5 separate regions of the Mus musculus genome follow, and regions 2, 3, 4 and 5 are each linked to region 1. Evidence: chromatin loops called from intact Hi-C (ENCODE). Cell type or tissue: left cerebral cortex. All regions are shown on one strand. Region 1 holds the start of Bicdl1 (BICD family like cargo adaptor 1). Region 2 overlaps Gcn1 (GCN1 activator of EIF2AK4). Region 3 overlaps Bicdl1 (BICD family like cargo adaptor 1). Region 4 holds the start of Gm42008 (a long non-coding RNA gene). Region 5 overlaps Cit (citron).

Region 1 (5,000 bases):
AAACACAGTTGTAGACGATGTTGTTGCATGGAATTAACAGAAATATTACTCATTTGAAAACGTACTTAGGATTATTTATTAACTGGGGTGTGTGTGTAGGCCGGAGGACACGTTGCTAGTGACATCCCACATGGGTTCTGAGGAACCAATTGGGGCAAGTGACCTTACCCACTGAACCATTTTGCCAGGAAACGACCCTCCCACAGGGGTGGGTGAGGGGAAATGTTTTTAGTAGTGGTTAAAAGTAACATACATGCTAAGACCCAGGACACAGGAAAGTACTACTGAGACACACATAGCTACTGAAGCCCAAACTAATCACATGATGAGCCCTGCCTTCTCTGATTTCTGCAATGGAACCACATCCCCTAATCCCTAAGCATTTGAAAGCTATATAAAGCTCCTTTCGAGGCACTTGTTCCCCACAACTCTCTGCCAGAAAGTTAAGACAAGGGCATCCAGAGGCCTTAATGCCCGGACTGGAAAGCTCTGGGCTAACACCCTGATTAGAGATTAACTGCTTCTCCGAACACCTGAAGCATATTTTAAATGCTTCTCGATGTTCTCATTTCTGTGTGCAGATATCGCCTTGGTGCTGTATAAATTAGTCATACTGTAAGCTCTATTTTAGACTCTGTGTACAATACATATATAGAACGGCCCACAACGGTGAGAGACGTGCACGGACTCACATCCGAGCTGGGTGGGAAAGGCAGGTGGGCTCAACGAACGCGCTGATGCTGGTGAAAACTATCCCTCCTGCCTCCCCGTTCTCGATGATCTTCTTCGAGGTAGACTAGGCACGGAAACGGGGAGGACAGGCAGGCACCCCAGCTCCCCACCCATGCCGCCGGAAGGTCCTCACCTCTAGCTTGTCCGTCAGCTCCTTGTGCATCTGCTCGTACTGCCGGCTCATGTCCTGGTTCCTCTCGAGCAGCGCCTTGCCTAGTCGGGCCGCCAACACCAGATCCTTCTCCTTCTGGCGGATCACCGACAGCAGCTCGGGATCCTGGGTAGGCGGCGGCGGCAGCGGCGGCCCGTGCCCCTCAACCGGAGACTCCGGCTCCGCCTGAGGATGCTCGCCGGGCTCGGACGACCGCTCCCCGGCCGCCAGCAACGCCAGCTCCTCCTCTAAGGCCAGTTCCAGTTCCCCGGGACCTCCGGGGAAGGAGACGAGGGCGGCAGCAGTGGCGGGACTCCGGACTGCGTCCCCGGCCCCAGCGGGCAGCTCCATGCAGCAGGCGCTGTCCGGCTCGGCGGGTGCTGAAGCTCGGCCGGCCAAGCCCAGGCAGAAGGCGGACATGGCCCGCGCGCGCCGAGCCCGCAGCGGTGCGGCCCGGCCGGCGCGCGCCAGGCTGCAAGGCGGGGGGTGGGGATGGGGATGGCGGGGGAGGGGCCCCGCCGCGCCGCCCCGCGCTTCGCCTCGCCTTGCGCCGCGGCACGCGCCCCCCGGGTCCCCGCGAGCCCTGGGCGCGGCGCGCGCGGGCGGGCAGGCGGGCGGCCCCTCCCCCGCGCCGGCGACACGCGCCCCCGCCCCCGGGGGGCTCAGCTGCTGGCGCGCGCCCGGGACGCGGACGACGGGGGTGGGCAAGAGCGGCAGAAGGGGAGATTGAAGAGGGGTGGCGGGGTGCGGAGCGGGAGGAGAAGCCGCGCTAAGGATCGCCGCCGCGGCCGGGGTTCAGCCGCCCTGTTGCTGCCGCTGCTGCTTCTGCTGCCGCCGTCGCCGCCGCCGCCGGCCGGCCGGCGCCTCACGGGGAGGGCTGCGCTCCGCTGTCGCTGCGTCGCTCGTTGCTGCTGCTGCCGTCGGCCGCTCCTTGCAGCCGCGCTCCATGTCCCCCGGCTCGGCGGCAGCAGCGGCGGCGACGGCGGCTGCTGCTGCTGCAGGGGCCGAGGCGGCGGCTCGACATCGTTGGCCGCACAGCCCCGGAGCAGTCCTTCCTTCTTGCCTGCCCGGCCCCGCAGCTCACCCGGCCGAGGAACCCGCCCGGCTCGCCCGCCGGGCTCGCTCCTCCGCCCGCCCGCCCCGCGCTTCCGGCCGCGCCCCTCTTCCCCGCCCCGGGGGCCGGCGCCTGACGCGCGCGGGCACCTGTTCGCCGCCGCGCCCGCGCGGGATTCGCCGACGCTCCGCTCGCCTCGGCCGCGCCCAGGTGGCGCCCGCCTAACCCGGACGTGGCCTCACGCGACGCGGGGACGGATGCGCGCGCCGCCCGTGGGGAAGCTCAGCGCGTCCTGAAAGGCCGGAGCCTCTCCCTCCCGTGTGTGTGTGTGGGGGGGGGGGGTGGGGACGGCCACGCCCCCGGCCTGGAGCCACGCCCTCAGCCTCGTTCCCAGCTCTAGGTGTGGCCACGCCCCCTGCGCGCTCACCTAAGGGTGCGGCTCTACGTCCACCACTTCTCCGACTCCTCCTCAGCTTGGCGCTCGGCCACGCCCCCTGCCTCGTTTTCGCCGGGGCCACGCCCCCCGCGCTCGCACCTCTGGGTGTGGCCTCCTCCTCCTCCAGACTCCCACGCTCTCACCCCTGATGGCGCTCTGCAGCGGCACGCGTCCTCTTCCTCGCCTCCGCGGCCCCAGCCCGCAGCCTCTCTTCGGTTTGGGGAGCTGGCGGGAGCCCCATTTGGATTGGGTCTTGTGGTGGGGTATCCTAGCTGGTCTGTGGTCCGAGGGGGCTGCGGACAATTATGTGAGTCAGGGAGCCAGGCGGAGAGCCATTTGCAGTGCGGGATTTCTATCTGAACCCCTGCAAGAGCTAAGCAGTCGGGAGAGGGAGCCCTCGAGAAAAGGAGGCGGAGGAATGACTTGGAGAACCCAGCATCTTCATACTGATGACTCAGGGATATGAGAGAAAAGGGTTTGTGGAGAAATAACGGGAGAAAACAAAAATCCTGCTTCTAGATGGGGGATACAAAGCACAGACATTCCCCAGTAATAACTACCTGAGCCATGTCCAGCTTTTTCTTTGTTAGTTTTATATGCGTTATCTTAATCTCACAAGGGTTTTATAAGGTGTTGTCCTTCTTGCTGTTTATACATGGGAAGAAACTCAGACTCTAGACTTGGGTTCTGCCAGGCTGACTCTGGGATTCCCATTAAATTATTATTCTTTCTTAACATGTGACCCCCATCTGGGGGAAGATAAGCAGTGATTTACAAAGACGATGGGTCGACTCAGTACACTTTCCTGCGATGAGGAAAGAATGACGCTACAGGGTGACTGCGGGTCTCTTCTTTCTTTGATCGAGGTGGTATTTCGGGAGCCAGAACTGGTCTTTATTGTTTGCTTTTCCTGTTTAGCCACAACCTCTTTTTTTTAAAGTGAGGTCATACTTTACCTCTTTTTATCCTGGTGAAATGGAAATTTTAGGACACCCAGAAGTTGAGACGTTTCTCTTTGAGTTTTTGTTTGTTTTTTTTTATTAAATTCAGAGCCTAAACAATTACCTTGTATGACAATCCACTCCAGGACCCAAGGCAAGAATCCAAAAGTTCTCCAGCCTCGGGGCTGGCTTGGGGGGAAAGACAGGTGAAGTGTTATCACGTCAGATCTTAGAGCTAAAATAGGCACTCAGGCGCAGTACCATTGAAGCAAGGGACTATACCAGCACATTTTATTATGCCCTGCCACACATACCTTGGTCAGAATTGGTGGGTCTTGGTGGACTGCAGATGAAACTCCCCTTTGTCATGATTGAAGCACGGAAGGACAAATCTCTCCCTAATCTATAGAGAGACGGAAATGGAGAACAGGATTCCCTAATTAAAGAGAGCTTGTGCTATATGCTTTTCTTTAACACAGACAGACGCCTAGAAAAGAGTGGCTTGCTGGCCTTGAACTCATTGGTCTCTATCTATTAGGCTTAGTTGTTGCTATGAACTTTTTAAGGGTTATCTATTCACGATGTATCCCTGCTAGGTGTTAAACTTACTCTGAACCTGAAGGTGAATTTGCACTCCGGATCCTTCTGTCTCCACGTCTAGAGTGTTAAGATTAAGTGTGCACCCAGATAGTATTCATTTCATTGGCCATGAGTAGTATGTTTCAATGAATGTCCAAAAAAATCGTGTTAAATATGAACTATTCAGAATAGTGCTCCTTAAGTTGGTCTCAGAATCACTTAACACTCTGAAAATTATTGAAGACATTAAAAAACATTGTTTAGCATGGGTTTAGGTATTGATATTTGCCATATCAGACATTAAAGGTAGAAAAATTTCTAAATATCTCATATTTAAAATACTCCTAATAAGCATGTGTTAAAATGTACTTTATGAATAACCATGATATATCTCCAAATTAAAAAAAAATTAATGGTGCCACACTGTATAGTCCTAGCACTTAGAAGTCAGAGGCAAGTGGATTTCTGAGATTGAGGCCAGTCTGGTTTACACAGTGAGTTCCAGGATAGCCAGCCCTACACAGAGAAATACTCTCTCTCTCAAAAAAAAAAAAAAAAAAAAAAAGTGTCTGTATGGGTAGATGTGTGTACATGTATGCAGTTGCCCAAGGAAGCCAGAAGAGGGCACGGGAGTCCCTGAAAGCTGAAGTCACAGGCAATTGAAAGCCACCCAGTGTGAGTGCTAAGAACTGAACTCTGGTTGTCTGGGGGAGTTCTTAACCGCTGAGCCATCTCTCCAACTGGTGTTGATAAAAAAAAAAATGTATGAATTAAAATATTTTCTCATTAAGATATATCCTGGGGGAAAGAGTATTTTAATAACTTTTTTTTTTTTTTTGGTTTTTCGAGACAGGGTTTCTCTTTGTAGCCCTGGCTGTCCTGGAACTCACTTTGTAGACCAGACTGGTCTCAAACTCAGAAATCTGCCTGCCTCTGACTTCTGAGTCCTGGGATTAAAGGTGTGTGCCACCAGTGCCTGGTTTTTTAAATAACCTTTTTTCTTCTTTTGTTTTCTTTGATAAGGAGCCAATACTTAACAAGTGGTAGTTTCTTGGTTGCAGTGTGGAATCTGAGACGTCTCAGAGTGCCTACTAATATTGAGATGAT
Region 2 (5,000 bases), 160 kb before region 1:
CTCAGTGTTCTGAAGGACAGTGATTTCAGCATGGAGTTCTGCGTCATGGCAGACTTGACTATGAGGCTCGAGCCTTTTCACGGACCCTGGGGGCACTTGTGGTGGTTACCTTACACATGGAAGAACAGAGAACTCAGGGAGACAGGCTCCTGGACGAAGGGCAGAATCTTCCGGAATAAAGACACACAACCAAGAATTTGAGTTGAATAATTAATAAGATTAGGAAGAACACCGCAAACAGGATCGTGGGAAGGGCAATTATTAACTCCAGGGAAAGGCATTCTAGGCGGAATGAGGAACACAGTCATTAAATGGAGGTCGTGTCGGTACTGTTTCCGTACAGTTCCAGCATCAATCACCGCAGCTGGCTCATTGTGACCCTGAGGACTGCTATTGATGGGATGGAGAGAGTGGTGGGGTCAGAGTCCGAAGGCCACTGGCGGGAAAACAAAAGTCTCACTGCAAGCACCTCCATGTTTGGGAACAGTGGAGGTGACACTGAAGTGCTGGCCAGGCTCAGGCTTGGGGGACAGATCTGGAGCTCCTGGGCTCTTTGCCGGTATGGAAGTGAGAACAAAGGACACTTAAATTACCAAAGCCAGCCGGGCGTGGGGGCACATTCCTTTCTCTGAGCACTGGGGATGCAGGCAAGTTCAAGGCCAGCTTGATCTGTATAGTGAGTTCCAGGACAGCCAGGGCCATAAGAAAACCAAACCAAACCAAAAACAAACAAACAAACAAACAAACAATCAAAAAGCAAGAAATAGTTTGGAGACCACCGTGTCCATTCCCTAGAGAATTAGAGTAGGAATTTAAGCATAAAAGAAAAAGCAGGAACCGGTGAGCCCGATCCCGGGACCCACTGTGGGGAACTCCCACAAGTTGTTCCCTAATCTCCACACTCAACGTTTGCCCTTCTCCAAAGTACACGTAAAAAGAAGGCATTGTTCATTGTCTGTGCCCTTGACTCAAGTTACTGATTTAAACTTCCTGTGGATGAACTGCCCTCAAAACCAGTGTCCTCTTCCCCGCTCGGAGCCGTCCATTGCCCTGTGGACCTGCAGCCTGCCACAGGAAGTTTGCAGACTACCGCTCAGGAGCAGGTTTCCCCGGGGTCTCAGACTGTTCACATACTGCGTGTGTGCTAACTCAGTTGAAGGAGGCTGTGGACGCCTTGGCACCCTTTTATAGACGAGCTTGGGTTCAGGGTTAGTTCTGAGAACACAGGTGCTGTGGCACTGGCTCCGCTTTGAGGCAGAGGCTTTTACTGTGGAAGTGGGAGATGGGCCTGTTGGTGCTGCCCCCACAGGCTTATTAATGGTAGTAGGCTTTTTGAGTGAATTAGAATTAGTTGCCATACTAGTCCCAAGAGTTAAGAGCTGTTAATTAATTGCCTTCGTTAGAGAAACTGAACCTGAGAGCTGCCGTTGTCTGACTTGGCGTCCACAGCTAGTGAGACCGAGCTGGGATCCAGCCTCTTGGTCTTTCCCCATTAGTGAGAGCTGTGTGCTTCTCTTCTGCCAGAGTGGCAAGGTCCTGGCTTTCTCCCTGGGAGGTCAGAGTGTGACCCTGGTAAGGGAGAGCCTGCTGGGTGTACTGTGGGCCTTCCCTAGACTTCACAAACTGGGATTTTTGAGGTATAGTTTACATGTAAAAAAAAAAAAAGTACTGCCATTTATTTATTCATTCATGCATTTATTTATTTGAGACAGGGTCTCTTTATATAGACCAGGCAGGCCTTGAACTCACTGAAATTCTTCTGCCCCCTTCTGGGATTAAAGGTGCATGTTATCTTGCCTGGCTTGTACTGCCTTTTTAAATGTATTTGTTGTGTTGGGACTGTTGTAGGTTGTGTATCTTGATTATATCCACCCCCGCTCCCCCTCTCTCTACCCAGTGCCCCAGGACAGACCCTTTCCACATTCATGATCACTTAACGGAAATCTTTTTTGGGGGGCGGGGGGGGGTTTGGAGACAAGGTTTCTCTGTGTAGCCCTGGCTGTCCTGGAACTCACTCTGTAGACCAGGCTGGCCTCGAACTCAGAAATCCACCTGTCTCTGCCTCCTGAGTGCTGGGATTAAAGGTGTGCGCCACCACGTCTGGCTAGTTAACGGAAATCTTATTTCATGTGTATGTGTGAGTGCCTGTCTGTTTGTTAGTGCACTGTGTGTCTGCAGAGGCCAGAAGAGGGCATCAGGTCCCCTGGAACTGAAGTTCCAGATGGCTGTGAGCTGCTGTGTGGGTGCTGAGAACTGAGTCTCAGTCTTCCGCCAGATCAGCAAGTGCTCTTAACTCCTAAGCCATCTTTAAAAATAGGTGTATTTACTTTGTTTGGGTATGTACGTGTGCGTGAATGTGCTCTTGTGGGCCTGTGCCACACTGTGTGTGGAAGTCAGAGGATTGACTGTGGGTCCTTTGGTGTTTGGGTCCTCTGATTTGGTATTTGGTGCAGTTAGTGCTGCTGATGTGAGTGCGGGGGTGGGGCCGCCTGCTGGGGGGGACGGAGGTGGTGGTGGTGGTGGTCGTCAGTCTTCCAGTGCTCACCTCTTAGGAAAGAGGCTTTCCCTCACCCATAGTCATCAACCAGGGGTGAACTTTTGGGGTGTTTATGAAAGGATGCTTTCTGTCTAGAGGCTTCTGAACTTTGCCTTGCCTTGCCCGAGTTCAAGAAAAGTATGTTGAGTGGATGAAGACAGTGTATCTACACTGAGGGTGCTGTTTGTTCCCTGTGTCTGGAGATTCTACACCATCTAGGGACTTGATTGTCACAACTAGGGCAGGAGGAGAGTGGGCTGAAACTGGCTGTGACTAGTGGGTGGAGCTGAGAAATGCTTTTAAAACCCCATAATGCACAGAGGCAGCTTCCCATGACAAGATGTTATCCAGCCCCAGCTGTCAGAACGCAGCTCTGCCTGTGCACACACACACACACACACACACACTCAGCGTTTGTCATGTCTGTTGAAACTTTGTGTGGGTTTGGTCTTCGCAGGTTTCCGAGACACTGAAGCGCTTCGCTGTGAAGGTGACAACAGCCAGTGTGAAGGAGCGGAGAGAGATTCTCAGTGAACTGGGGCGATGCATCGCCGGCAAAGGTGTGTATTTGCCTGTTCCTGCACTGCTGTGTCTGAGGGAAGTCAGGGTGCGCGCTCTCTTTCTCCCTGAGCTGATGAGACGACCCTGCTCGTCTGCTTCTGACTACACCTTTTTTTTTTTAATGTTCTTCAAAACAGTTGAAACATTTGGGTCGGTGCAGGTAGGTTTGTTTTGTTCTGTTTCAAGACAGGATTTCTCCAGTTAGCCCTGGCTGTCCTGGAACTTGCTCTGTACTCCGGGCTGGCCTCAAACTCAAGAGATCCGCCTGCCTCTGCCTCACGAGCACTAGGATCAAAGGTGAGCCCCACCACCGCCCGGCCATTATTTGTAGGTTTTTTTTTTAAATTATTTATTATTTATTTAATGTATAAGAATACTGTACTGTTGCTGTCTTCAGACACACCAGAAAAGGGCATTGGATCCCATTGCTGATGGTTGCGAGCCACCATGTGGTTGCTGGGAATTGAACTCAGGATCTCTAGAAGAACAGTCGGTGCTCTTACCCGCTGAGCCATCTCTCCAGCCCCCTTATTTGTAGTTTTAATTATGTTGATTCTTGAGCAGTATACTGGGCACACAGATATTTTCTTTGTATGTCCACGGACATGAGAAGATGGTAGCAGGTGGCGTCCAGCTAAGTACCCTAAGTCTAGCTGAGATTGAGAGATGTGTGTTTTCTAATGCGCCCCGAGAACAGTCCCTACAGGCGCTTGCATTTTACTAACTTTTCTTTTTGCGGGGAGAGTAGTGGTGGTTGTTTGAGAAAAGGACTCCTTAGAATGGACTCCTTAGAATGGCCTTGAATCCCACTCTCCTTATTTAGCACTCAGTCCTGGAATTATAGGTGTGCACTACTGCACCAAACTCAAACAAACCAGCCGGCCTACCTTCCATCCCTCCCTCCAACCCTCCCTCCCAAGACAGGGTCTCCCTGGATGGACCCAGCTACCTTGTAGTGCATGTCTGTCCTCTGTCCTCAGCCTCCCCAGGGCTGAGCTTACAGATGTAAACCACCACATCTGGCTTTTCCTTCCAATCTTCTCTCACATTCCCACCTGCTGCTTCAAACCTGTTGTTGCCTGGGTAACAGGCAAGTTTGTTAAAGCTGTAAGTGGTGTCAGTTGCTGCGTGAGTTTCTCAGCTGTCCTGTGTGTGAGTGCTGTAGTGTATAATTTTATGCCTACTCGGAGGCGACTCTCTCAAGGCCCCAGTCTGTTAAGGCTGCTGTGCAGAGATGCCAAGTATATGCTTGTACTGAGCCGTGCTGGTTAGATTTCCCTGCAGGCTAACTGCCAAGTACTACATCCCTCACACACACACACACACACACACCCGTTTATGGAGTAAGTTTGAATTCTGCGTCTCAGTTTATGAACTACTCTGAGTCTTTGAGGGTGGTTTTGCTTTTCTGGCACCCTGAATGTACAGTTCCAAGTAAGTTGTACTTGTGAGGTGCTGTGGTGTGAACACCCAGCCTCCTTCCTGGAATCTGTAGCTTTCAGTCCTCTAACACTCCGGGCCTAGGCTGAACATGAGCTCCTGTGATGCCTCTCAAGGGCTGGTGAGGCGGGGGTGTGAGAGCATCTGCAGCTCGGGACAGCGGACACGAGCGCTGGGTGTTTCCTGTCATTGTTCCTGGTCTGTCAGCTTGGCTGCTGTTTCCTTAGTGCTGATAGCCCCACAGGCTCGGAGTTCTGCTTGTTTCCTCTCCATCGTTTGGGCTCCTGAAATGGGACGTGCTGAGAAAGCTCCTCCTGGGCTTCATCCACCTCATACAGGGGCTGAGTTTCCCCAGACAAATTTCTCTGCTGACTGCTTGCTCTGGTCTGCCGGGTCCTGCTTGTCCCAGCTGACTCACCAGCATGCCAGGGCATTCTTGTTCCGCCTGGCTGCCCCTCTGGCT
Region 3 (5,000 bases), 79 kb before region 1:
GAGAAGAGAACAGCCCCGGTGAGCCATGGTGCTGGCTGCTGCCGGCCCCATGGGGCCACGATGTAATGGACACTGCTGTTCTGTCGGTCACTGCGGGGCTCACCTAAGTCACAGGTGACTACTATCTAGTAGGTTACAGTCTCTTGGAGAAAGACATTAACCATTTGAATCAGCCTATCTCACCCTCATCCCTGAGTCACGACCTTAGGGCAGTAAGGAGTTGGGAGACCCTGAAAATGGGGACTTAGAGATAGCTGCATAGAGATAGCTGCACTGACCCATGCCTGAATAGCGCCCTTGGATGAAGAAGCCACAGACCTTTGAGAAGGGCAGGGCAGCACCTGTGGGGACCACTGGGCTGAACCACATCACTCTAAAACAAACCGAATGAGCAGCTGAGTGGGGCCGACTCCACATCTGGTGGAGGTGCATCCCTCCCAGGGGCTGCCTGGGCTTTCTGTCTCCTTGGGGCCCGGGGGCTCCTAATGCGGGTTCTGAGTGGGTGCCCCCCCCTCCCCCGGCCCTGGGCGCTTGCTTACCTGCCAAGCCTCCAGCTGCTGAGAGAGGTTCAGTTTTTGCTGAATGGCATCCAGTAGCTGGCTGTTCAGAGACATCATATCCATCTTGCACTTGGCGAGTTCCAGCTCCACAGCGTTCTTCCTGCAAACATGGGCTGCGATGAGCACGGACATGCGCACCTTGTGCCTCTTCACTAGGAGACCTGGAGTCTCGGGGAAGGGAAGGGCCGATCCCACACCATAGGGTCCCTGGAGCTATGCTTCTTCAAGGACTGACTGCAACTTGCCTGCTTCCTAACCAAGCCATAGGTACAAAAGATGACCTGTCATCGCTAAACAGGTGTCACAGCGAGAGGGTAAAAGAGGACAGAGCCTAGAGAGGATCAAAGGCCTCTCAACAAAGGCGCTGCTTGCTGGCCCTTCACTAAAGGCTGTGCACAGCACAGGGTGGGGACCTTCTCCTCCTGCTATAAAAGGTAGTCCTTTGGACAAGCTACTCAGCCATTAAAGAAACTGTTCCAAAGATAAAGATGTTCAAAGGATGGTGGCCATAGTTTAGCAACATTAGTTTGCAATAACTGGGGAACTGTTTAAAATTTTTTAAAAAAGACAATACAACACGGGCACCAGTGAAAACCCAGATACATGGTACTTACTGACAGTGATGGCACTGGGGAGGAAAAGGTCAAGGTTTTGGGAATAAAATTGCCAGTGTGTGGCCACATACCATACACGCTGGGGCTATCATCCCTGGAGATGGCACTGATACGAGCTCTCCCTCCTACTTCAATATTTCCCATTTGTGTGTCTTGGGTACTGTTTTGCTCACCTTCCCAACGTTATTACAGTTTAGCCGCTCAATGCAAAAAGCAGGCCCCGTGGAGAGGGTGTGAGAGGAGGATGCCGGTAGCGGAGCTGCCTCTGCAAAGGCGGCGCCCGCTGCCTGAAAGCAGATCCTGCCAGGCCCGTGGAGGGCCGCAGGCCTGGCCTGCAGTGGCTGCCCTTCTGCTCTCAGGACACACTAAATGAGCAAAGCCGGAACGAGTAGGTGATTCTTATTTGTACAGAACTCAGACCATACTTCCTCCTCGCCCGCCTTGCCCTCTACCCAGCAATTAGTCACCTACTCCACACCCGGTGTGCTGCATTCACCAGCCACTCTGCCCTAGAAGCAGCTCCCGACAACTCTGGGCTGGTCCCGGCCCCGCCCACTGCGGCTGCAGGCCACAGGGATAGGACCAAGCCTGTCCAATGGGCAAGCGTGCAGACACTGCAGATTGCTTCTGTCATGCCCACAGGCATTGGCTGTTAAAGAACAGCGGAAATCCTCCTGGCAGCGGTTGCCATGGACGCGATTTGCCTGACAGTTCCCCCAGCGGCTCTAGCCTCAGGAAGTACCAGGGTCCGCCCGCAGATGGCGCCGCGAGCAGCCCGGAGCTACCGGAAAGTGCTGACTAACGCCAGGGCCTGGAGACGCCAGTGCTGCAGTGCAGGAGGAAAGGGGAGTCTTTAACTGGAACCCCAGATCCAAAAGCATACCACACAACTCGCTTATCATACATGAATCCTAGTCTTTAAAAAGAGTTTTGGAGAGTGTTTCCGGGGTTGGAGAGTTGGCTCAGCGGTTAAGAGCACTGGCTGTTCTTCCAGAGGTCCTGAGTTCAATTCCCAGTAACCACATGATGGCTCACAACCATCTGTAATGGCATCCGATGCCCTCTTCTGATGTGTCTGAAGATAGCTACTGTGTACTCATATAACTAAAATAAAATAAATCTTAAAAAAAAAAAAGAATATTTCCAATGCCCAGAAGAACTCCTGAAGTCACTATTTTGATTTGTTTTGTTGTAAAGCCAATTGCTAGTCCCAGAACAATTGGTGGTACCCACATTGGTATGGTTTTAGTGGTACAATTTTTTCACCTGCCTGATTAACTTGTGTTTTTAGTGAGTGCTTTTGAATCGTAAGGTGATACACTGCTAGCGGCTTTCCCATTGTGTCAGATAAAGACTACCTTAAGGTTTCCCAGCGCAGTCTGCTGAGGCCAGTCTCCCTGGACACACGTTACAGTATACAGGTGAAGCAGCGGCTCCTCCCAGCCACTCTGACGCCACTGTGTGGGAGCCCCGGTGATTAACATGTGCAGGCACGGAGGTTCACCCGGAACATGGCACACAGGGGCAAGTGACACAGACAGGCCTTACCGAGATACACTGCACTCAATTCCCGAAACTGAGCTAGAAGAAACAGGCAACCTAATGGGAGGTCTGACCAGAGAAAAAGTAGACCCAAAAGTGAACCAGGACGCAGGTGATGGAAAGAATGGAAGGAATGGAAGGTAGAGCTGAGAACCTGCCACGCCACACTGCTCATGGCTCTAGCTTAAAGGCACAGGGCATCACTCAGACCAGCTCTCTTCAGACCCGCCTGCGCACTAGGGAGTGTGAGTCCTTGCCCTCCAGAGTTGGGTTTAAGAGCTTCCTTCCCTTCCTTTACTTCCCATTGTGGAGGCACCATTTACCTTCTCAGTGAAGGGGCAGCAACTGAGGCCCTAGGAAATATTTTTAGGTCAGCTGGGTGTGCTCGTGCACACCTGTAATCTCAGTACCTGGGTCTAAGACCAGGGAGAAGGCTGGCCTTAGAAGCCAGCCTTGGCTGCGTAGCTAAACAAAGCAACCAACTCACAGAATAGGGGCTCCGGGAAGCTACCCCTGTGTGCTTCCAACATGTCCGATGGAAAGAAATGCGCTCACACACCCCTTCTCTGTTAACAACAATGACGGCCCGACAACACGGTTTAAGAAGATGACCTAGCTTATTGGGAAAACAGAAGAGTGGACACTGAAATGGTATGAAATCATCCCAGTGAGAAGTGCAGACAGACAGACAGCCCGGCTTCCCAGGGGCAGCTCAGTTAAAGGGGTGGCAAGTATGACAGACTTTCAGAACACGTCAGTCAGGTGAGCTCTCGGGCGCCAGAGCAGATTCTAAGCAACTAAACCTCCATTTATGACATAACTTGTACGTGCTGGGGGAGGGTTAAGAAGGCTGACTGGATAGTGTTTTCTCGGAGGGTTTACTGGGAGAGCGTCTGCCTGGCACACACGAGGCTCCGGGCTTGCCCTCAGCATAAACACACCACCAAACAAAAAACCCATCTGACCAACTAACCCACACAACACTCTCGCTAAAGCTGACGGACCCGCAGATGAGGGTTCCTGCTAGGATGCTTTTGTGTACACTTGAGAATGTCTGTAAATGAAAAATTAACCAAAAATAACAAAGCAGTGGTTGACACAATAATAACTTTGGGAAGCTAAACTGTACATGGGGATACCCTATGCCACACTAGTAGCAGGGAATAGCACACGCCACCCATAGTAACAGAAAGAAAAACCAACCAACTATGCAACAAATATATTAAAGATATACAAACACACCCATAGGAAAGGTGTCAACAAGGCACATGACAGCCTTCCCCAGCACGCTCTTCCCCAGGGGAACAAGTGAGTGAGTAGCAGGCAGCTAACCTTTGTGGGGGGGGCAGGGTGGAGGGAGGGGAGAAGGTCTTGTTATGGAACCTAGGCTGGCCTTGAACTCTGTCTGTGGTGCAGGCTGGCTCATGCTGAAGTCCTTTCTTGTTTGTGTAGATCACATTATGGCAGGCTCATGACACAACTTCCCTTCCTTTCCTTCCCTCCCTCCCTTTACTCATTCGTTTATTGAGACAGGATTTTTCCTGTGTAGCCCTGGCTGTCCTGGACTTGCTCTGTAGCCCAGGCTGGCCTCAAACTCACAGAGATCCTGGTGCTTCTGCCTCCGGAGTGCTGGGATCACAGGAGGGCACCAGCAGTTTAAAGACAAGCATGTAGCACAGTGTTATTAAAGGAAACAGTGGAGGCTGGAGAGACGGAAGGGCAGGCATCTGGTGAACAGTGAGGGCTGAAGTCTTAATCCCAGCACTCATGGAAAACCTGTATCCTCAGTGTTACAGGAACGGAAACAGGGGCCACACTCACCACACATACATACACTATACTACACACACACACACACACACACACACACACACACACACAGAGTAAACGGTTCACGTCACTCACTTGGCAATGGCCTCGTCCCGGTCCCTGATGGCCTTCTGAAGCTGCTCCTTTGGCTCCTTGTCCTCAGAGGTCACTCTGAGTCGGTCCCTTTCCTCCTTCAGTGCGGTCATCTCCACGCTCAGCAGTGTCACCTAGCAACAGATCAAAGAGGGATGTCTGCGATAACACTGCTGTTGCTGCTGCTGCTGCCGCCGTCGGCCCGGGTGCTTTCTCCAAGGAAAAGGCACCCAGAGTCCAGCAAGATGGATCAGCAGGTAGAGGTGCCTGCCATGCAAGCCCAGCAACCTGAACCCAAATAAAGATGGAGGAAAAAAGTGACTCCAAAAAGTTGTCTGCTGACTTCTTCCTCAATCTTGAGGGGCTGGAGAAATGGACAGCA
Region 4 (5,000 bases), 170 kb after region 1:
ACACGCACTCGCTCAACACTCGCGTGTGCCGCTGTTCATTTCCCATGCTCCCGGATCCCATGGAGCCAGCTGCCCCAGCTGCAGTTTCTAAGTAGCCACCCTAGCTCTTCCCTTCTAAAGGGCCTAGATGAGGGGGTGGGCATCCTCACCCTTCTTGGGGCATTGGCTCATTTCTGGGCCACTTCTTCAGCTTTGAGGCTGCGGCTTCTCAGGTTGTGTGAGCCTTCGTTTGCTGAGGACCTGTTCTGAACTGACCACCTGGCAAGAGGTTGACGTCTCTAGCTTTTAATCTGTGCTATCAGTTCTCCCTTCTCTCAACTTGAAAATTATCTCACCTTTCTATATACCCCCCACTCCCACCCCTCAGTGCTGGGGATTGAACTCAGGGTCTTGCCCATGCTAGGTAGCATTCTACCACTGAACTATATTCTCAGCCTGTTGCGCACACGTGTGTGTGTGTGTGTGTATGTGTGTGTATGTGTGTGTATGTGTGTGTGTATGTATCTGTATGTGTGTGTATGTATGTATAAATGTATATGTGTGTGTATGTATGTGTGTGTATGTGTGCATGCAGATGTGTGTTTCTGCATGTAGAGGCCAGTGGACAGTCTCAGGTGTCGTTTCTTAGGTATCATTCACCTTTAAAAAATGAAAACAATGTTTTCTGTATCTGGTTTTGTCTGTGTCTATGGCTATGCCTGCATATGTTCCAGATGCTTGTGGAGGCCAGAAGAGGTCATCAGCTCTTTGGAGCTGGAGAGAAAAATGGTTATGAGCTGCTGTAAGGAAGGCAGGAATTGAACCCTCATCCTAGAAGAGTAGAAAATGCCCGTAACCACGGAGCCACCACTTTAGCTTTTCCCTTCCTCTCTCTGAGACGTGATCTCGCCCTGGCCTTGAACTCCCCATGTAGGCCAGGCTGGCCAGCCATGGAATGCCAGAGATCTTCCAGCCTCCACCGCACCGCTCAGTGCTGGTGATGAGGCTGTGCCATCCTGCTTGGCTTTATTTATTTGTAACCTGTGGGGATTGTACTCAGCCCCTTATGTTGGCTGACTCAACTCTCCAACCTCCCCACAGCCCCCAGAGACCGAGTCTCGCTATGTTCCTTGAGTTTATCATCTGTAGCCCAGGCAGGCCCTGGCCTTCTGATCCCCCTGCCTCAGCTGCCCGAGTGATCAGGTGATAGGCCTGTACTGGCAGCCCAAGCCTCTTTTCTAATCTTGACCGCAGTAATGCTTTGAGCATGGCAGAACTTTACAGATGAGCCTTATTTTATAGTACAGAAATTCAGAAATCATAATTACTTCACTGAGGGTGGCTCCTACCTCTCTATTAATCATCTTCCTAACACAGAAATGGAATTCTATTTTCGTCTCCTACAGATAAATTAGTATATAGTGGAAAGGGATTCAACTTCTGCGAGGAATTATAACGCCATGGTAGAATTAACACAAACACTCACCTTGGCGTGCCTGTGCCTTGTATAGCAGAGACCGACTCTACTCAGCGCAGATGCCGCGCTGTCTCACTGGACTTGAGCGGCTGCTAAGGTCTGCCACATCATGCACTGTACGCCAGCAATGATAACGGCCACAGGTCACCTTCATGGGTGTTCACCGAGTGCCAGAAGCCACACTGAGCACTTTGCATAGATTCACCTAACAGTCAGGTGCAGAGGCAGGAGAATCACAAGTTTGAGGCCAGCCTTCACTGCTTAGGGACACTCTTTCAAAGCCAGACATGACCTCCCCACAGATGCCTACAGAGGCTGAGTGCCTTTCCCAGGGTCATAGAACTGGAGTGGGTGGAATTGGGAGCCATTAAGCCACCATGTTTCTGTATCAGAGTCACCTACGTATTTCAGTATGTTTATCTCGATGTCCTTATCTTGGGATGGAAGCACTTCCTTTTGGTCATCATACATTGTAATTTCTGTGATTTCAATTTTAATCTTCCAAAGGAGGGATTGGGTGAGCACGGGCAGTCAGATGGGGTTTGCACCACCATTAGATTTGCACCCCAACCCCCCCCAACCCCCCGCTTATGGGTGTGCACAGGGGATGCGAACCCCTGCATCCAGTCCCAGTTCCCTTCCCATAAGCTAATGTTGAAAGCGTTAAGCCCCGGAGCTTCTGACTCCAGCAGGGAAGGCTGAGCTGCTCCCCGGAGAGCCCGGAGGTGTTAGATAAGTCTCTGTTAGCTCGCATTTCACATTCCCTGATCTTCTCTTCCCCACCTCACCTCGGTGCACCTCGGAGACTGTTCTTTTGCATATCCCAGAAGCACCCGCCGCCCCTCCGCGTTCACCTCCCTCTTCCTCCGCACCCCTCCACATCACTCCGGTTACTTCTCTGCCTGGCACTGCTTTGACCGTTGTCCCCGGGGATGCTTCGGCAACAGCCAGCTCCTTCTGAGTCTGTGGGGCTGAAGGCGTGCTTGCTGCTCACCCCCCACCCCACCCCCAGCACAGAACTCTGTCTGGAAAACAAGAGGTTAAAAAAGAAGTCTGGACCGTGAAGGGCTGTGACAACTGTCCTAGGGGGAGCTCTAGCGAGCCCTGGCGGGCAGTGACTCATGCGGCTCCGTCACTCAGATCGGCATTGGCCCCTGCCACGCAGGGTGGCCAGGTGGGGTTACCGCCAGAGCACGCACTAAGGAGTGGGGAGGTGGTAGCATGCAGCCTGCACTGCGGGGGATGTGATGCCGGCTTGCCAACTTCCCCCTGCCTGGTCCACTGCGGACGTCCCAGCCTGCAACCATGGTAACACTTCTGACTGGAAATGCCCCTGGGAGCCCCCCACGATGGGCAGCCTCCTGGTGACTGATGGACAGCCGCTCACGCGTCTGAGTGAGAGAGCCTAGTAGGTCTGCAGGCGGCAGAGACGATGTGATTCCACCCCCCCTCCCCAGCTGGGAGTCATGCCATAAGAGGTAGGAGCCTCACCACAGATGTGCGTCTGTGGGTCTCTATGTACCCCTCACCGGTGCTGGGTGCTGTAAATCACTGCAACTTTATCTGGCTGTCTTTTGATTATGCTGGTTGAACTGCGGTGGATTCGATGGGCAGGGGTGTGTTGAGGGGAGTGGGGGTTTTGGGGGGGGAGATAATGAACTAAAAAGGAAAAAAAAAAGTGGTTAATAGGATCTCTGAGTAGACTCAGCTGGCTATGAATGAACCAGACTGCAGCGGTGACCCAACCACGGTTGTACAGCTTTCTAAGCCCACCGTCCTGTTCTCTCCCCTCATTCTGGCTAAGTCATGAGACATGCACGTCTTCCATCTGACAGCCATGCATATCACCAACTATTAATCATTTTAGACCTGTCTGGAAGAGGGGCTCAATGGGCTTAGGTCACCCGGCACCCTGGCACTCCAGCGTCCAGGGATGGAAGGCTGCTGGAAATAATGAGCCAGGAGCTGCCTTCCCTGGGTGAGTTGCCCAAGCACTTCAGCGGGGGGGTCCAAGTGACCTGTCTGAGTTTATCTTTCACCTCACCCACTGCCCAGAGAGGCAAGCTGTCTGCGGGTTGGTGGCCATGTTGGCAGCGAAGGGGTTAATCTCTTGTTGCTGTAGGAGCCGAGGCTGGGTCTGCCTGCGCTAGGAGCTGGGTTGAAAGCAGTCGCTGCAGTGCTGTCTCCAAACGCCTAAGGAGTAAGGCGCTTTTTCCCCCTCTGCAACAGTGTGGAATTCTGAATTTTTTCTCCCCCCCCCCCTTGTTTTTCTTTTAACCAGCTCCTCCCCCCTTCGTCCCCACCCTCAAGTCTGACGATGACACCTCCAATTTTGATGAACCAGAGAAGAATTCGTGGGTTTCATCCTCTGTGTGCCAGCTGAGCCCCTCGGGCTTCTCAGGCGAAGAGCTGCCGTTTGTGGGATTTTCGTACAGCAAGGCACTGGGGTATCTTGGTAGATCTGAGTAAGTGACGGTGACTCTCTGGGGGGACCTGCATGGATGGCCGGTACACAGAGCCAAAGGTGCTGATGCTGGTGCTGTGGTGTGCTGTGCTGTGCTGGTGGGAGGGTTGGGGGAGTGCGTCGGAGGGAAGCCTCTGGGCTGCCTGTTTGGGGCTCGTGGGGCTAGACTGTTGATGCTCGGTTCTGCATGGCGTGTCAGGTGCCTGTTCCTCCTGTCCATGGCATCTGAACAGTCAGCTGGGCACTTTGGGTTAGTTTTTTCCATCTTTAGTCTTATTTAGAGGGAGGAGAAGAGTGGGAGATTTCTAGCAGTGCAGATACCCGGTTAAAAGGGGAACCTTGGATGAGTTAAACTGAGCTGTCTGTCCATCCATCTCAAGAGAGAGGATGGCCGGAACCCTGGCTGTATCGGAAAGGATCCGAAACACGGGATCTCATCAGCCTAAAGGGTTTCCCAATGGGTTTAACCGAGCTGCAAGTGGCTGAACCAGAGCTCTAGCAGAGAGATGACGCTGGGCTCCTGTCCAAGTATGCTGCAAGATCAGGGATCTGGCAGCTGAGCCATTCCAAGTAGGGAGAGAGCACTGGTGGCCAGAAGAAGCCCCGTTCCTTCCTGTGAGCCCCCAGGAGCAAGTGTGATGCAGCCGGCAACTAAAACCCTAAACAAACTCGGCAGCTAGAACGAGCAATAGAGATGTGCTGTAACCCTCCTGACCTGGGAATCGTCCTCTCTCGTCTGATAGGAAGCGTTCAGAAGACGGGGCAGACGGGGCTTGCTTGAAGGGTCCTGATTTCCAGACTCCTAGAATCTGTGTTAAAAACAGCTGCCTTGGGATGTAGGAGTTGGATGCCATTCTGTCTTCAGGGGAGCAATTTCCCCTAGGAAGGTCTCAGACCAGCTATGTTGTTCTCCAGGTTCCTTAGCTCCCTCACACCGAGGCTCTTGGGGGAGATGCTGCCCACTTAGAACACATTTTTTTTTTTAATTCTCATGGGTAGATTGATTGCCTGTTTGGTGTGTTTATAGCTTAGATATTGATTCGAAGGGATATGGTATTGGCTCCTGGATGGTGTCTCCCC
Region 5 (5,000 bases), 190 kb after region 1:
ATCCATCCATCCATCCATCCATCCATCCATCCATCCATCCATCCACTTATCAATTAATCCATCCATCCATCCATCCATCCATCCACTCACCCATCCACTCACCCATCCATCCATCCATCCATCCATCCATCCATCCATCCATCCATCCATTCACTTATCAATTCATCCATCCATCCATCCATCCACTCATCCATCCATCCACTCATCCATCCATCCACTCATCCATCCATCCACTCATCCATCCATCCACTCATCCATCCATCCATTCATCCATCCATCTATCCATCCATCCATCCACCCATCCACCCACCCATCCATCCATTCATTCATCCATCTACTAATCCATCCATCCATCCATCCATCCACTGACTTAACAGATCCATGGCTGTAGGCTTCAAGGGTATAAATGTGAACAGGACTGATGCTGTCCCTGTCCTCAGGAAGCCGCTATATACACAAGAGACAGATTCAAATAGTGGCCAGGGCTCTGTAGAAATCTGACCAAAATGGGGACCAAAGTGGGTTGGCCAATTTAGACTGACCAGGAAGATCTCCCTGAGCTGAGCACTGGGACTTGGTGGGAGAATGTTGAGTCACCTGAGGTGACACTCCTGACCACCTGTGAGCTGATCTAGAAGTCTTCACCGACCTCCCGTGAGGTGCCAAGCCCTATGTTAGCTGGACCTGCAGTGAGTCTCATTGCGAGGCTCCTGTCCTGGTGGTATAGGTGAACACTCATTCATTGGCTCATTCACTCAGCAAACTCTTGCTGTCCTACTATGTGCCATGTACTTTCTAGGTACTAAGGATAAAACATTGAAGAGAGGAGGCAACAGTTCCTGCCTACATGATCTATCAAAATGCCAGAGTCGGCTCTTGATGGTGACCCCAGGAAGGTTGTTCCTGGGTAGGTGGGTGGGGGCAGGAAGTGAAGCCAGGACCACTCCTGTGAGTGCCCAGCCAACAGACAGTAAGTATATCAGAGCACTAGGGAGCTGGGGCTTGCATATCCTCAGGCAGTGTGGTCTTGGGTGAGGTGGGAGAGCTTGGCCTTGCGTGGGGTAGCCCAGAGTAGGGAGGCTTGGTAGGATGGAGCACAGACAGATGTCATTTTCTAAAGGACCATTGTGGGGGGATGGTTGGCAGAGGGATGAGGGTGAAGTCAGGGTGGATTAATTAGGTGGTGATATTCCTTCAGCGACGAGGTGGGGAGATGCCGACAAGACCCGCAAAGCGAGGCGCTCACTGAGAGCCGAGAATGGTATTAAAAAAAATCGCATGCCTGGCTATATTTTTATGAATAGTGAGGGTTTTGATAAATGGTTTTTGTGCCACGTATTAATCATTCTAGAGCAAACGTTTCTCTTCATCTGGAGCCCATGGGTGGTGGCGGTGGTGGTGGCGGCTGCGGAGCATGTGTGGTTGCTTATCTAGGCATACAAATGTGCTGCACTCCAAAGCCAGGGTCTGAAGCTCCCTGGGAGAGTGGCACCTTTCACGTTTCCAGGAGGCTGCGGCGGGCACCACTGGATATTTTAAATTGGGCTTATAAAGTTAGTTCATAAATTTCAGAATGTACAGTCTTAAAAGCCAGCGTATTTTTGGAAACAGTGCTGTTGGTTTTTAAATTCTCTTGTACCACGTTACAGCTTGCGGTTGCATGTATTTTTAGTGCCGTTGGCCACAATTAAGGTGAGGCCCTAGGCTGAGCTAATTCGATGACTCTGGTTTTAGCATCTAGTCTCTACACTTGGTTGTCTCTGAAGCACGTGCCACCTGTGGTCTGTGATCGGGCAACAGATCTCTCAGGCAGGGGTGGGCTTCCCTAGGAAGCACGTGGATGGTTTGATACTTGCACAGGATCCTAGGCCCACTCCATCCACAGCCTGCTCTGTGGGGTGGAGGTACACACTGGATTCTCTTATGATACTAAGCGATTCCGTTAATAGCTTTCATGATTTTTTTTCTTAGTTCTATGGATTATTTATAGGCAGATCATTGGGAAAGCTGCATTTTATCATCTCTCTTAAATGTGAGACGTGCGAAACAGTTTTTTGGGTCCAATGCAATGTTAAGCAAACATCTTCTCTAGGCTGCAGAGGGACGGGCGGGCGGGCAAGCCCACTGTCTCCCTCCGTCTTGCGCTGTCCTCTCTCTGCGCGCTTTGGGCCCTCTGTAATTATAAAGCAGATTGTATATATTAGGAAGAGATGTTGATTTCAGAGTAAAATTTTCTAGAAAATAGAAGCAGGGGGAAAAAAAGGAAAGCCCAAGCTTGGCTTGGCCCTAGAAGAGACGGCACTGCTGTGTGTGGGTGGGTGGCTGCTGCACCCGCTGCTGGGGTGGGGGGTGGGGTGGGGAGCGGGGAGTGGCCCTCCCCCTCCACGGGGGCAACTGACTGTGCATCCAAGATGCACCGGGGGGGGGGGGAGGCAAGCAACGCGTGGGCACAACGCGTGTTCTTTTATTAGCATCTTTTTTGTAGTGGATCCCATCCAGTCCAGAGCACGAACTGGCCTAGGCTTCTGACATCTATCCTGTTACTCAGTTTGAATTGTCTCCCTCCCCCCACCCCTCCCCATGAAGCGGTGGAGGGAGAGTTTCTCTTGTGTATATGGGTTGAACTGTGTCTGGGGGTGGCTTTGGACCAACTTAGCTTGTGGGTGCTTTTGGGTTCCTAGACTGTCTTGAACTCCGACTTAGCAACAAACACAGCCACTCGTGGATAGAGGTCACTTTCTCCCGAGAGACCCACCCCTCTCTTTCCTCCACAACTCTGCCTTTCTGGACTGCTTGTCAGTACTGTCCCGCCAAGCAGTCGAGCTGAGATCTGAACTTACAACCGTCGATTATAGATGCCTCCACTTTTAACTGTCCGTCACTCAAACATGGTAAAGGCTTTAAGATCCGCTCTTACTCACAAGCACACATGCACGAGTGCCCATCCCACAGGGTTGAGCAGATCTGGTGAGGTAGTCAGTAAAGTACCTGCACATAGAGCTTGCTTGCTGAGTGGCTTCCCCCTGCTGGAAGGGCTGGTGTTCCTTTTCCCTCCAGGGTGGTTCCTGAGATGAGAAATGGAGGCTTACAGCCTCCACACTGGAGTGTCTCAGCCTGCTGTTGGTGACATTTGGGGCTGGATAAGTCCTGCAGGTTCCTCCTATATGATATAGATTGTTGAGAAGTGCCTCTGGCTCCTTCATACTGAATGCTAGTAGCACCTCCACCCTTCACCCCGTCCTCCACACCCCTACCCCCACCCCCACTCTGCTTCTACCCCACCTAAATACTAAGATTATAAAGTGTGTTCTAAATATCACCAAATGTATCCTGGGGAAGAGCCACTGAGCTGTAGGAGAGAATTCCATTTTTTTGGTAAAGTAAGGTTTATTCATGTGTTTTATGTTGTGTGTTTTCCTGCACGTATGTCAAATTTCATCACTTTCCGGGAGTTCTGGGCCACAGGTGTGCACCGAGGCCTCAGAATTCTGATGAAGTACTCCACAGAAAAGTGGTTTTGTTTCATTCTTAAAACTTCTCTTCAACAATATAAACTTTAAATAACGCCATGTGTGCATCAGACTAGACACTTGATGTCTGAAAACCAAACCTGTATGAGGTGGTTTGGTTGCTGTCAGCTGCACTGGGATGAGACCTCCCGAGCTGAGGCTTACATTACAGTCAATTCCAGGGAAAGCTACTGTCAGTCACTTTGGAAGCTGGTTACTGATAAACCTAGAGAGAGTGAGTTGAGGAAATGTTCTGGAATGTTTGTTGGGGCACAGGGGACACTATTCAGGAGTGCATATTTGGGGACTGGAGCGGTGGCTCGGTGATTAAGAGCCCTTGCTGCTCTTGGAGAGGGCCCAGATTTGGTTTCCAACAAGGGGCTTGCAACCGCCTCTAGTTCCAGTTCCAGGAGATCTGATGCTCTCTTCTGGCCTCTTCAGACTTCTTCATGTACTGGGTGCACATACAGTCTCAGGCAAAACACAACACTCACGAACATAATTTTTTTAAAAATTAAAAAAAATTCTATTGGAGCTTGTCATTGGCACTATGAGTTGATTGCCTTAGTTGTACTGAAGGTAAATATTGTGTATCATGTAAGTGTTCTGAGCTATATCTGGCTTTAAGAAATCCACGGAGATGGTATGGTTAGATTAACTCTCGTGGACATCATGGTGCATGCCTATAATCCCAACCTCTGGAGGCTGAAATAGAGGGATCATGTGCTCGCAGTCGGCCTAGGCTACATAGTACAACCCCAAAGGGCGGGTGACATGCCTCACCTGTAAAGTGTCTGAGTGCTGGCACCATTGGAAGGAAAAAACCTAATTCCCTAAAATTGTTCTGTTTCACACATGTGCATCACGGTACATACACACACACACACACATACACTGCATAAGTAAAGCAGTAAGCTTATTAAAATGATAGAGAATGCTCTTCTCAGTTACTGCCTGGCACCTGTGCTCGTCCTGAAATTCAGACCAAAATAAGTGCGTTCCCACTACAGATTGCTGGCCTCACAGGACGTGGCCAAAGTGCCACCTGGGAGCAAACACTGAGGCGGGCCACGCCAGAAACCACGAGCTCGTTCTTCTAATGAGCACCCTGGTTTCCCATCCCAATCATTCTAATGGTTCCATCCATTGGGATCCTTATGGAGTTTAATGGAGGCGGTACCTGTTGGGCCAGGCCCTCGTTCCCCGGCGCAGACTGAGTCTGTCTGGGAGAGCCCCATCCCCAGCTTTGGTCACAACAGTTCCATCTCCGGGTGACTGCTGGCTCATCTGCACTGAGGGACAGGAAGCTGCCCAGAGCTGCGGTGACCGACCTCTGCCCTCTGCCCTCTGCCCCCTCCCGTTGTCTGTGCAGTTTGTCGCTGCAGGTTGAGTTCAGTCCCAGTGTTTCCCACTAGAGCTTTTTTTAGATGTGGTTTTTATTTATTCTTTTACAAAAGATAGGTTTCTTTAGCATATTTAGTCTGAAGAGCT

The links. A loop is a pair of places that touch in the nucleus more often than their neighbours do. Peaks named below come from ENCODE experiments on the same cell type or tissue, not always from the same donor. Only the 100,000 strongest peaks of a DNase experiment are listed, where the experiment ranks them.
Region 2: a loop joins it to region 1, with 2.2 times the contacts of the local background. A loop is called at or near these places in 2 of 42 quality-filtered maps.
Region 3: a loop joins it to region 1, with 7 times the contacts of the local background. A loop is called at or near these places in 19 of 42 quality-filtered maps.
Region 4: a loop joins it to region 1, with 5 times the contacts of the local background. A loop is called at or near these places in 4 of 42 quality-filtered maps.
Region 5: a loop joins it to region 1, with 2.5 times the contacts of the local background. A loop is called at or near these places in 2 of 42 quality-filtered maps.

What each region holds. Positions count from the first base shown.
Region 1 is chr5:115,730,257-115,735,256 of GRCm38, forward strand. Bicdl1 (BICD family like cargo adaptor 1) reads right to left here and starts at 1,365. Exons shown (of 9, transcript NM_001080808.2): 1 at 866-1,365. The coding sequence starts at 1,303. In left cerebral cortex, a CTCF peak has its summit at 2,738; DNase peaks (open chromatin) are centred at 392, 881, 1,193, 1,753 and 2 more places; H3K4me3 peaks cover 3,303 bases; H3K27ac peaks cover 2,742 bases.
Region 2 is chr5:115,568,416-115,573,415 of GRCm38, forward strand. Gcn1 (GCN1 activator of EIF2AK4) reads left to right here. Exons shown (of 58, transcript NM_172719.2): 2 at 2,994-3,096. Among named protein-coding and RNA genes, the nearest start is that of Gcn1, 5.7 kb to the left of the region's middle. In left cerebral cortex, no CTCF peak of the experiment used is centred here; DNase peaks (open chromatin) are centred at 2,863 and 4,495; H3K27ac peaks cover 469 bases.
Region 3 is chr5:115,651,280-115,656,279 of GRCm38, forward strand. It overlaps Bicdl1 (BICD family like cargo adaptor 1), which reads right to left. Exons shown (of 9, transcript NM_001080808.2): 7 at 4,622-4,752; 8 at 540-660. Among named protein-coding and RNA genes, the nearest start is that of Mir7030, 8.2 kb to the left of the region's middle. In left cerebral cortex, a CTCF peak has its summit at 1,924 (motif pointing right); a DNase peak (open chromatin) is centred at 1,852; H3K4me3 peaks cover 910 bases; H3K27ac peaks cover 1,523 bases.
Region 4 is chr5:115,904,901-115,909,900 of GRCm38, forward strand. It overlaps Cit (citron), which reads left to right. Exons shown (of 47, transcript NM_007708.3): 9 at 3,738-3,921. Gm42008 (a long non-coding RNA gene) reads right to left here and starts at 3,708. Exons shown (of 3, transcript XR_003955981.1): 1 at 3,501-3,708; 2 at 1,466-3,115. In left cerebral cortex, CTCF peaks have their summits at 2,551 and 3,609; DNase peaks (open chromatin) are centred at 2,578, 2,892, 3,608 and 4,435; H3K4me3 peaks cover 3,235 bases; H3K27ac peaks cover 3,311 bases.
Region 5 is chr5:115,917,372-115,922,371 of GRCm38, forward strand. The region is part of intron 9 of Cit (citron); the gene reads left to right. Gm36185 (a long non-coding RNA gene) reads right to left here. Exons shown (of 3, transcript XR_387613.2): 2 at 2,989-3,160; 3 at 1,260-2,173. Among named protein-coding and RNA genes, the nearest start is that of Gm36185, 3.6 kb to the right of the region's middle. In left cerebral cortex, no CTCF peak of the experiment used is centred here; DNase peaks (open chromatin) are centred at 1,449, 1,618 and 2,239; H3K27ac peaks cover 585 bases.